Linked DNA regions of Homo sapiens: region 2 is linked to region 1. Evidence: read pairs that join two places in POLR2A ChIA-PET (ENCODE). Cell type or tissue: K562. All regions are shown on one strand. Links, peaks and the distances in the headings refer to the core of each region. The heading gives the core; the rest is flanking DNA.

Region 1 (5,371 bases), core at 269-5,268:
AACAGCAGTCAAGATGGGAATCCTGTGGTGTCAAATTTCTCTTAGGAAGTGCCTTGTACCGCCCCTGGTGTGGAGTGTGCATGGTAATGTGTAGGGAGGTGTGTAGGGCCCAGGCTGTATGAAAATATGTATCTTAGAAACCTGGGCTCTGTCAGGACAGAGATGCTCACCCCACAGAAACCCATGGGGCTCAAGAGCAGGTTGGATCAGCAGGTTGACCTGTCCCTATAATACCCACCCTGGAGCTTACTCAGCTAAAGAAACAAATTTGGTCCCATGTTAGGTAAACTCCCTCTGCCACCTCCCAGGCTCAGAGCACAGGTAGCCAGACTCTGATCATGGCTCTGAGGAGGAGCCCTGGTAGCCCTGGCCCAGGCTGGCCTCCCCTCTGTGGCTCCCTCTGCTTACTGCAGTTGGACTTGGCGGTCCCATTTCTGCCTTGCCCTCTTGGGTGGCATCTTCTTGAAAGCCCCTGGGCTGTGGGCACTACTGTAACTCTCTCAACACGGTGCTGGCATAGACAGACTTACAGAATAGAATACTGAGCCCAGATAAAAACCTGCTCGTACATGGTGAAATGATTTTTGGTAAGGGTGCCAAGACTGTCCAATGGGGAAAGGACAGTCTATTTACCAAATGGTGCTGGGACAACCACGTATCGACATGCATAAGAATGAAGTTAGACCCTTCCATAACTCCAAACACAAAAATTAAGTCACAGTGGATCAAAGACCTAATATAAAATTGAAAACTATAAAACTTCTAAAAGAAAACTGGAGGAAAGCTTCAGGACATTGGAATTTGGCATTTTTTTTTAGGTATAACACCAGATGCACAGGCTACAAATTAAAAATAGACAAACTGGACTACAACAAAATAAAAAAGTTCTATATATCAAAGGACACCACAGAGTACAAAGGCAACCTACAGAATGGGAGAAAACATCTGCAAATTGTATAAGGGGTTAATATCTAGGATATGTAAAGAACTCCTACGTGTCAGCAGCAATAACACCAATAACCCAATCAAACAGTAGGCAGAGGACTTGAATAGATATTTGTCCAAAGCTGATACACGGACAATAAGCACACGGGAAGATGCTCAACATCACTCATCATCAGAGTGGTGCAAATCAAACCCACAATGAAAAGCACTACACTCCTTAGGATGGCTGCGATCAAAACAACAGAAAACAGCAAATGTTGACAAGGATGTGAAGACACTGGAACTCTTATGTGCTGCTGGTGTGTATGTGAAAGGTGCTGCTGCTGTGGAAAGCAGTATGGTGGTTCCTCAAGAAAGTAAACATGGAGTTACCGTATGATCCAGCAGGCAATCCTGCATCTGGGTGCACATCCAAAGGTGTTGAAAGTACGATCCGAAAGAGGTATTTGTGCACCCATGTTCATGGCAGTGTTATTCACAATAGCCAAAAGGTGGAAATAACCCAGGTGTCCACCGTTGGAAGAATGGATGAACACAATGAGGTCTATCCATACAGTGGAATATTATTCAGCCTTAAGAAGGAAGGAAATTCCGACCCATGCTGCAACATGGAAGAACCTTGAAGACATCATGCTCAGTGAAGTAAGCCAGTCACGAAAGGACAAATACTCTATGATCCCACTTGTATGAGATACCTAGAGTAATAAAATTCATGAAGATAGGAAGTATAATGGTAGTGGCCAGGGACTGGAGTGAGGGGAATTGGGAAGTTACTGTATATTGGGTGCAGAGTTTCAGTTTTGTAAGTTGAAGAGTTGTGTGGATGGATGGTGGCGACATCCATTCACAGGCTGCATAAATGTACTTAATGCCACTGAACTATACACACAAAAGGTGTTATGGTGGGAAATTTTATCTTAGTTGTATTTTATCAGAATTTTTTTAAAACTTTTTTTTAAGATAAAATTTTAGGCTGGGCACGGTGGCCCATGCCCTTAATCCCAGCATTTTGGGAGTCCGAGATGGGAGGATTGCTTGAGCCCAGGAGTTTGAGACCAGCCTCAGCAGCATAATGGGACCTTGCCTCTACAAAAAAATGAAAAAACTATCCTGGTGTGGTGGCTCACTCCTGTAGTCCCAACTAATCAGGAGGCTGAGGTAGGAGACTCACTTGAGCCTGGGAGGTGGAGGTTGCAGTGAGCCAAGATTGTGCCACTGCACTCCAGCCTGGGCGACAGAGCAAGACCCTGTCTCAAAAAAAAAATAAAAATTTTAAAATTTAATAATGGCAGGGATGTAGGGCAGCCGTTGGCAGCAGTGTAAATTGACACAACCACTTTGGGAAGATATTTAACAACAGCAACCAACAATTTCTACAGCTAAACACATGCACGCCCTGCAGCCTAGCACTTCCTCTCTTAGGGACGCACGCAACAGAAATGCCCAGGTGTGTCCCCCAAGAGGAAGGCACCCAGATGTTTACAGCAATACCGTGTAGCACAGCCCCAAACTGGAAGAAACCCAGATGTGCACCATAGCATGGGTCAGTCTATTGCTCTATATTCATGCAGCAGAATCATATGGAGAATGTGGACAAAGGATCTTCACGGTGTGACCAATGAGAAATCCCATGAACACTGCTGAGTTGAGGAAGCCAGGCACAAAAGAGTTATGCCCATGGTTCCCTTTATGGGAACAATACCAAGCATGATTCAGTTGTGCTGGTAGGCGCCAGGGGGGCGGTTTTCCTTTAGGGAAAGGCCAAATACCAGAAGGGTTTCCAGGAGATTCTGGGGGTACAGATAATATTCTATTTGTTGATGTGGGTGCTGCATATAGGGTGGGTCCAGTATGTGGAAAAATCATTGTGAATTATATACTCATGTGAATTAAATATTATTTATTTTTCTTTAACTGAGTTTTGCTCCCTCGTTGCCTACGTGGGAGTGCAATGGTGCGTTCTCGGCTCACTGCAACCTCCGCCTCCCAGGTTCCAGCAATTCTCCTGCCTCAGCCTCCCAAGTAGCTGGGATTACAGACAGGCGCCACCACACGCGGCTAATTCTGTATTTTAATAGAGACGGGATTTCTCCATGTTGGTCAGGCTAGTCTCAAACTCCCGACCTCAGGTGATCCTCCCACCTCAGCCTCCCAAAGTGCTGGGATTGCAGGTGTGAGCCACCATGCCCGGCCGTGAATTAAACATTTTTATTTTTCTTTTGAGACAGAGTTTCACTCTTATTGCCCAGGCTGGAGTGCAATGGTGCGATTTCGGCTCACTGCAACCTCTGCCTCCTGGGTTCAAGTGATTCTCCCGTCTCAGCCTCCGGAGTAGCTGGAATTACAGGCATGCGCCACCACACCTGGCTAATTTTTTGTATTTTTAGTAGAGACAGGGTTTCTCCATGTTGGTCAGGCTGGTCTTAAACTCCTGACCTCAGGTGATCCGCCCATCTCAGCCTCCCAAAGTGCTGGGATTACAGGCGTGAGCCACCGTGCCTGGCTGAATTAAATATTTTTTTAAAAATCAGGGCCGGGTGCGGTGGCTCATGCCTGTAATTCCAGCACTTTGGGAGGCTGAGGGGGGTGGATAATGAGGTCAGGAGATTGAGATCATCCTGGCTAATATGGTGAAACCCCATCTCTACTAAAAATACAAAGAATTAGCTGGGCGTGGTGGCGCATGCCTCTAATCCCAGCTACTCGGGAGGCTGAGGCAGGAGAATCGCTTGAAGCCGGGAGGTGGAGCTTGCAGTGAGCTGAGATAGCACCACTGCACTCCAGCCTGGGAGACAGAGTGAGACTCTATCTCAAAAAAAAAAAAAAAAAAAGAAAGAAATCAGATCAAGGATCAAGCCTGGGATGAAAGAGGGGGCCCCCAGCCTGTTGTGCCTTCCCCACCAAAGGTGATTTCAGGGCTGGGCACAGTGGCTCACACCTGTGATCCCAGCACTTTGGGAGGCTGAGGCAGATTGATCACTTGAGGTCAGGAGTTCAAGACCAGCCTGGCCAACATGATGAAACCCCGTCTCTATTAAAAAAAATACAAAAATTAGCCGGGTGTAGTGGTCCATGCCTGTAGTCCCAGCTATCTGGGAGGCTGAGGCAGGAGAATCACTTGAACCCCGGAGGCGGAGGTCGCAGTGAGCCAAGATCATGCCACTGTACTCCAGCCTGGGCAACACAGCGAGACTCCATCTCAAAAAAAAGAAAAAAGTGATTTCAGGGTGACCATCTAGTTCTCTCCTTTCTGTAGGGAGGCTGCCGCCAGGCTCTGAGCACTGCAGCGGCATCCGGGTAAAGGCCGAGGCCCAGGGCTCTACCACGCTTCTTGTGAGCTACAGACACGGCCACGTCCACCTGAGTGCCAAGATCACCATTGCTGCCTACCTGCCCCTCAAGGTGAGCCAGGGGCCCTGCCCTTTACCACCCCCCTGCCCACTCCTTCCCAGATGCAAATTACCCATTTGCTCTGACGAATTTGCATGATAAACCCGATTCCTTCAAAATAGCTTTTGGCACAGCTTCCTCTCCCATGATTTCTGGCTGAAAGCAGGATTCATGTGGAAGGAGCAGAGCCTCCCTGATGGGGCAGTGGTTGTGGGCATCTCTGTGGTTACGCGAGACAGCGCTTGGCAGGCTTGGCAGGACACCGACCTGCCAGCCTCTCCCAACGAAGGTAGGAGTGTGGGCTGCAAGGGCTTCAGAAGTGTGTTCAGCAAGGGTCAGAACAGGGGAGTGCTTCTGCTCCACTCCAGAGCTAACCTTCAGGGTCCCCACAGAGCCCTAGAATTAGGACAGCGGCCGTGTGGTATGGCAGATGCTGAGGCCTCCAAGACTGGGGTCAGAGAGGATCTGCCCTGGCCTAGTGTGCATCCATCCTGCTCCCCATCTGAGGACAGTGGTGGCCACGGCCTGTGCGGAGCAGACCACATAGCCTCAGTGTCCATACCACCCTCCTGAGCTGAGACCAGCCTGACCCCCACCCACTCTTGGGCCTTACATTCCCTGCCTGTAAAATGGGACTGAGACAGCTCTTGCCTCATGGGGTCGTGATGAGGATTTGCTGAGCTCACAAATGGAATGAGCTCAGAACACAGTCTAGGGGGTAGTGCAGGCTCAGGAAGGGTTAGTTATTATACACGGATAAAAAAGAACTGGGCCTTCCTCTGGGGTGGGTGTGAAGGCTCCGTGCGAGGGCTGCCATGCAGGAGGCTGCTGACTAATCATTCCTTTCTTTGAACTCTGCCTAGCTTGCAGGAGGCGCAGAGAGGGTTTGTTGATGGGGAGTTCCTGCTCCTCCTTCCAGGGAGGGCTGGAGAGCAGTCCTAGGGGAGCCCCAGACTCCCTGGCTTGGTCAGGCAGTCCTTGCATTTTTCTGCTCCCAGTGTCAGCCTTGAAGACAGCTCCGGTCCTCATGGTTTGT
Region 2 (5,371 bases), core at 82-5,081, 1.0 Mb before region 1:
AGCCACACACATGTTCACAGCCACACACAGACCCACATGGGACACACACTCACACATGCACTCCCACTCACTCACACACGCCCCTCTCTTGGATGCAGGGTCCCCAAAACTTAGTCAGCAGCAAGAACCATCACATTGCCCTTGGTCAGAGGGGAACAAGGTTTCAGCTGCAAATGGGTAAGCTGTTCCACAGCCCTAGCCACAGAAAGCCCACACTCCTGAGCGCCCCACCAGCTCAGTCACATAGCCTGACTATTCCCAAGGGGCGCAGGGACACACCAGGGCCAGAGTGAGGGGCCTCAGAGAAGATCCTTGGGGGATGTGGTATTCACCAACCAGTTCAGGGGCGAGAATCACTGTGCCTAGGAAATCTGCTGAGCTTTGCTGAGCCAAGCAGTCCCGGACGTGACTAACCCAGAAGACTTTTTTTGGAGCGGGGGGGTTCTGTTGTCTTTTTCAGTAGAAGCTCAGTTTGGGAAATAGGCAGCTGGGGGCAGATCACCTCCTCCTACCAGCAAAGCTCCTTGCCCTGAGGCTGGAAGGCTCTCCTGGATTCCTGGAATCTAAGTGTACAAAGTCAGGAAATCATTTCTTCTCAAATGAGATATTTTCAATGAACTGTTAAACTGGGATCAGCAGAAATGGGCAGTGGGTGTCTCAGGGGGAGAGGGCATGGGAGGGTGGGTCTGGGAGAGCAGACAGAGGCCTCCAGGACCCCTTTCCTTGCTGTAGCTGTAGCCCTGCCCTGGCAGCCTCCTTCCCAGACCCAGAGGCGCACTTGCCAGTGTCAGTAAATGCCAGTCCCGGCAGCCTACAGAGCTCCCTGTCCCCCAAATTAGATGATCTCATTGCTTTGTTAGGGCCTCCACATTCAACAGGCTCACACTGGCACCCACTGGGTACAAGGCACTGTGGAGTAGGAACAGTCAGTCAACAACTTATGGTGCACTTACTGTGCCAGGCACTGCACTGGGCACATGAAGCTCAGCAGTGGATGACAGAGCCAAGGTCCCTGAGCTCATGAGGCCTGGAACCACCGGCTAGAGGCTGGGCACATGAGAGGCCATCAAGGCTTCATTCTAGGCTCTGTGAAGTCTGGGCTGGATTAGTGATGTCTGCTGTGGGTTTGGGTGGTGGAAGTAGCAACGTAAACCTTGCTATCCTAGACCATACACAGGGAAGTGGGATAAAGTGAAAGATGAAGGCAGCCTGTTTAAAGCACGAGGTTAAGAGAATCAGAGGAAGGACAGCATAATTCTGCATAGGGCAAAACCTTACCAATTACAAGAGGCCAGCCCATCTCAGAGAGGAGGATAAGAATGGCACTAAAGGCTAGGTGTGCTCATGTCTGCAATCCCAGCACTCTTGGAGGCTGAGGCAGAAGGCTCATGAGCCCAAGAGTTCAAGACCAACCTGAGCAACACAGGGAGACCTGTCTCTACAAAAAAATAAAATTTAAAAATTAGCTGGGTATGGTGGCACATGCCTGTAGTCCCACCCACTTGGGAGGCTGAGGTGGGAGGACTGCTTGAGCCCAGAAGTTTGAGGTTGCAGCGAGCAGTGATCGTACCACTGCAGTCCAGCCAGGGTGACAGAGTGAGACCCTGTCTCTTAAAAAAAAAGAAAAAAAAAAGAATAGCACTAAAGTCCATATGTCTAGCCTGCTGGCACCCATGCCCCTTCTGGGGACAGCTTAAACCTGTTCCAGGAGGAGACCCACATAGGCCTGCTCTCAGCCCAAGGGGTCTAGATGGACTGACCCCACCTCCTCCTCCTAGGTGGGCACGTGAGCCAGCCCTAGCCAATCAGAGGGGGCTGTCTTGATTGGCTCAAAGATAGGCACTTGACCAGCCTGGTCAAAAACAGTGATGACTAGGACTTTTGCCAAAAATATTGGGGAAAAACAAGGCTCTTTCTTGGTTGAGATGGCTACATTGGGGCAGGGGGCGGCACTACACTGGTGAGCAGCTAGGGCATCCATGGAGAATGAAGCAGGCATAGAGAGACCCGGAGCCGGGAGACAGAGAGAAGGAAACTGAGTCCCGATGACATCTTTCAGCACCTGGACTCAGCCCCAGGCTGAAGTATGGCCCCAGGCTTTTAAGTTAAAAGAGTCAGTAAATGTTCTTTTTTATTTTTAATGTCAGTTTAGGCCGGGTGTGGTGACTCATGCCTGGGAGACACAGAAAGACTCATCTCAAAAATAAATAAATAAAAAAAATAAAACTGAAGTCTGTTTGAACTGATTTCTGCCATTTGCAAGATAAGAATCCAGACCTATACCCTGCCTTGAACTTGCTGCGTAATTTTATGCATGTCTCTGACACACTCCTCCCATTATAAAAAAGAGGAAGGATGCAGATGACAGAACACCTGAGGTTCCCGCAGCCCTGGCACTCTAGTTATCACGGGCAAGGATTAGGCCTGACCCTTCCCCCAGCCCCACCCCCGGCCCCAGGCACACAGCCAGAGAGGTCATCAGCCCTTCCCAAAGTTAAATACAAAGCAGAATTGCCTGGAGGGCTCTTGAAAACCCAGAATGCGGAGCCCTGCCCCCAAGGTCTAAATGAGAAGGTCTGGGGTGGGGCCTGAGGTTCTGCATTCTGCAGGCTCCCACGTGATGCCCATACTGCTGGGCCAGGGACAGCATTTTGAGGACTCAGAGTCACTACGTGTTCTACTTTTCCCAGTTTGCTGAGGACAGGTGCTCAGTGCAAAAATAAAGCCCCAGCCAGCAGAAGACCACGACCTCTCTGTCCTCAAAGCAGACGGCGATTACGGAGAATGCCTGCGTGGCTGCAGGGATGAACCAGCCTTTAAACAACGGAAGCAGCAGGTCCCAGCTCCTGTGGTCCCATCACTGCCCCTTCCAGCCAGCTGTGTTCCCTGGAATGTATTTAAATAATGGGGGAGGCTGTCAGAGGCTAAGGTGCTTCCTTGGGCTCCAGCAGGCTCCAGGCTGGTTTTCCAGGCGCCCAGAGCATCCCCAGTGGCTCCCCCACTCCCAGGCATCATGCCAGCCCCAAATCCCGCTGTGGGCCTTGTCCGGACACAGTGACCCAGGCCGCCCTGCTGTCAGCAGCCTGGCTAGCCCTGGGCTCTCCCCTGATTTACATCCGACTTGGCTGCCTTGAAAAGCCTCCTGTGGCTTTTGGAGCGAGGACACTGTTCAGTAGTGAAAGGCTTCCCCAACAGCAACCTTTCCAAGGTGGCGCTGGCCCAGCACGAATGCCGGCAGGCTCCCAGCTGTGTGACCTTGGGCAAGTTACCTGCCCTCAGCAGGGCCTCGGGTCTTCATGTGCAAAATGGGAATAGTGGTGTCTTTGGTGAGGATTAAGAAGAGGAGTTGACGAAGCACAGGATCTGGCTTTTAATGTATAGGAGGCTCACAACTGCACTATTTATCTCCTTGACTCAAAGAGTGGTCCCCAGACCAGCACCGTCCACAGTGCCTGGGATTTGGTTAGAAATTCAGGGCCCCAGGCCCCACTTAGGCCTGCTGTCTCACTGTTGTCACCCAGGCTGGAGTGCGGTGGCACGATCTCAGCTCAGTACAATCTCTGCCTACCAGGCTCATCCTCCCAAATAGCTGGGACTACAGGTGCGTGCCACCACACCCGGCGAATTTTTGCATTTTTTTAGAGATGGGGTTTTGCCATGTTGCCCAGGCTGGTCTCGAACTCCTGAGCTCAAGCAATCCACCTGCCTCAGTCTCCCAAAATACTGGGATTACAGGCGTGAGCCACCACACCTGGACGAGTTTTTGCTTTTCTTTTTTTAAAAGTCTGTTCTAATTGATATTCTACCAGTGGCAGAAGAGGAATCCACATTATTGTTCCTCGAGGCAACGTTCTTTACTAAAAGCCTGTTGCTACAGCTCTGCTCAGAGTAACTCTGGAACTCCTGTCCCCAAATCGGGACACCTCCTTTCAGAGCCAGGGCTAGGACATCTTGAAAAACCACCAAGAGGATGACTGCATCCTTAAAGGAGTCCCGCAGGAACAGCACCCCGTGTGGTGGCACGCGCTTCCACAATGGATAGAATGGTCTTTCCTCCCTTTATTCAGAAGGTATTTCCCTTAAACACAAAACCTATCTGGGCCACCCCTTACAGGGCCAGGGAGGAGAAAGGACTCACTTAGGTCACAGAGCAAGCCAGAGGACAGGGGTATTCTAAGCCTGGTGTTGCAGTGCCTGATGCAGGGCCTTTGATTTTAAAAGGGCATTAGCCATGCATGTGTAATCTTTTGTCTGACGTCCATAGCCCTGCCAGACAGACAGCTCCATGAGGGTACAGTTTGGTCTGTCTTGTTCACCAGCCACATCCCCAGGGCCTAGGACAGGGCCTGGAACAAGTGAATATTTGTGAGATGGATGGATGGATTGATGGATGGTGACAGGTGAATATAATTTCCAAGCCTGGAGCCACTCAGATGTTCAAACCATAGGTTCCCATTTCAGAGTAGAAGGAATTAGGCTCTCTTGATTTGTATGTTGAGCAACAACTGTGTGCCACACCCCTAGGCTGGATGCTGGAGCATCCATCCCTCCCCTTGATGTGTCCCCAGTCAAGTGCATGGGTATAAGGTAAGACCATAAAGGTCCGAGCTCAGGCCAGAGGAAAGGACCACAAGGCTCAGAGCAGGGCGAGCTGAAGTCCACTTTAACTCACGTCATCTTTTTTGAGTGCTTACTACGTGCCAGGCACTGTTAAGAGGCTCAAGGAATGCTTCCCAGAGCAGGCAGCTCCAAGCTCGCCCCTTAAGAGTGGGAATAAGGAGTGATGGGAGGAAGGGCCTTGCGGGCTGAGGGACCAGCATGGGCAGGGCTGAGAGAGCTGGACGCTTGGTCTAGCTAGGAGCAGAAACCAGCCAGACTACAAACAAGGAAAGAAGTTGTGGTAGGTGAGCGTGAACGCTGGCCAAGAGCCAGATCGTGAAGGGCCTCCAATGCCAGGCTAAGGAGGTTGGACTTGATTTCACAAAGCACTAGGGAGCCACCACTGAAGGCTTTTGAGCAAGAGAGTGACATGCAGAGAGCTGGTCCCCAGATGGTACAGAGAGGTATCCAGGAGGCACAGAGGCTAGTGAGGAGGCTGTTGTCTTGGGCTGGTGTGATGTCCACCTGCAGAGGAAACACCAGGTGTCATCTCTGAAGGAATGAATGTCCTTGAAATCATGACCTGAGTCTTCCCTCATGGTGCTGACTAGCCTTGGGGCAAGAGAGGATGTCCCTTAGGACCTCCCCCTTCCGGCACCCTTCACTCAGTAAGCATGACTCTGCTGAAATCGCTGGCCAACCACACTCCTCCACCTCCAACCAAGCAACTGGCAGCCTTGGGTTAAGGACTTTCCACTGGAACATGACAGTG

The links. ChIA-PET counts read pairs that join two places held together with the same protein. Peaks named below come from ENCODE experiments on the same cell type or tissue, not always from the same donor. Only the 100,000 strongest peaks of a DNase experiment are listed, where the experiment ranks them.
Region 2: POLR2A ChIA-PET joins it to region 1 with 5 read pairs; 2 of 35 experiments call an interaction of 5 or more read pairs at or near these places.

Annotation. Positions count from the first base shown.
Region 1 is chr3:13,364,922-13,370,292 of GRCh38, reverse strand. It overlaps NUP210 (nucleoporin 210), which reads left to right. Exons shown (of 40, transcript NM_024923.4): 14 at 4,202-4,347. Among named protein-coding and RNA genes, the nearest start is that of NUP210, 53 kb to the left of the region's middle. In K562, for the core only: no CTCF peak of the experiment used is centred there; no DNase peak of the experiment used is centred there.
Region 2 is chr3:14,410,784-14,416,154 of GRCh38, reverse strand. All of the region lies in intron 1 of SLC6A6 (solute carrier family 6 member 6), which reads right to left. Among named protein-coding and RNA genes, the nearest start is that of SLC6A6, 11 kb to the right of the region's middle. RefSeq lists a silencer at 2,326-2,425 and enhancers at 5,006-5,195, 4,644-5,371. In K562, for the core only: a CTCF peak has its summit at 4,010; DNase peaks (open chromatin) are centred at 2,380 and 4,017.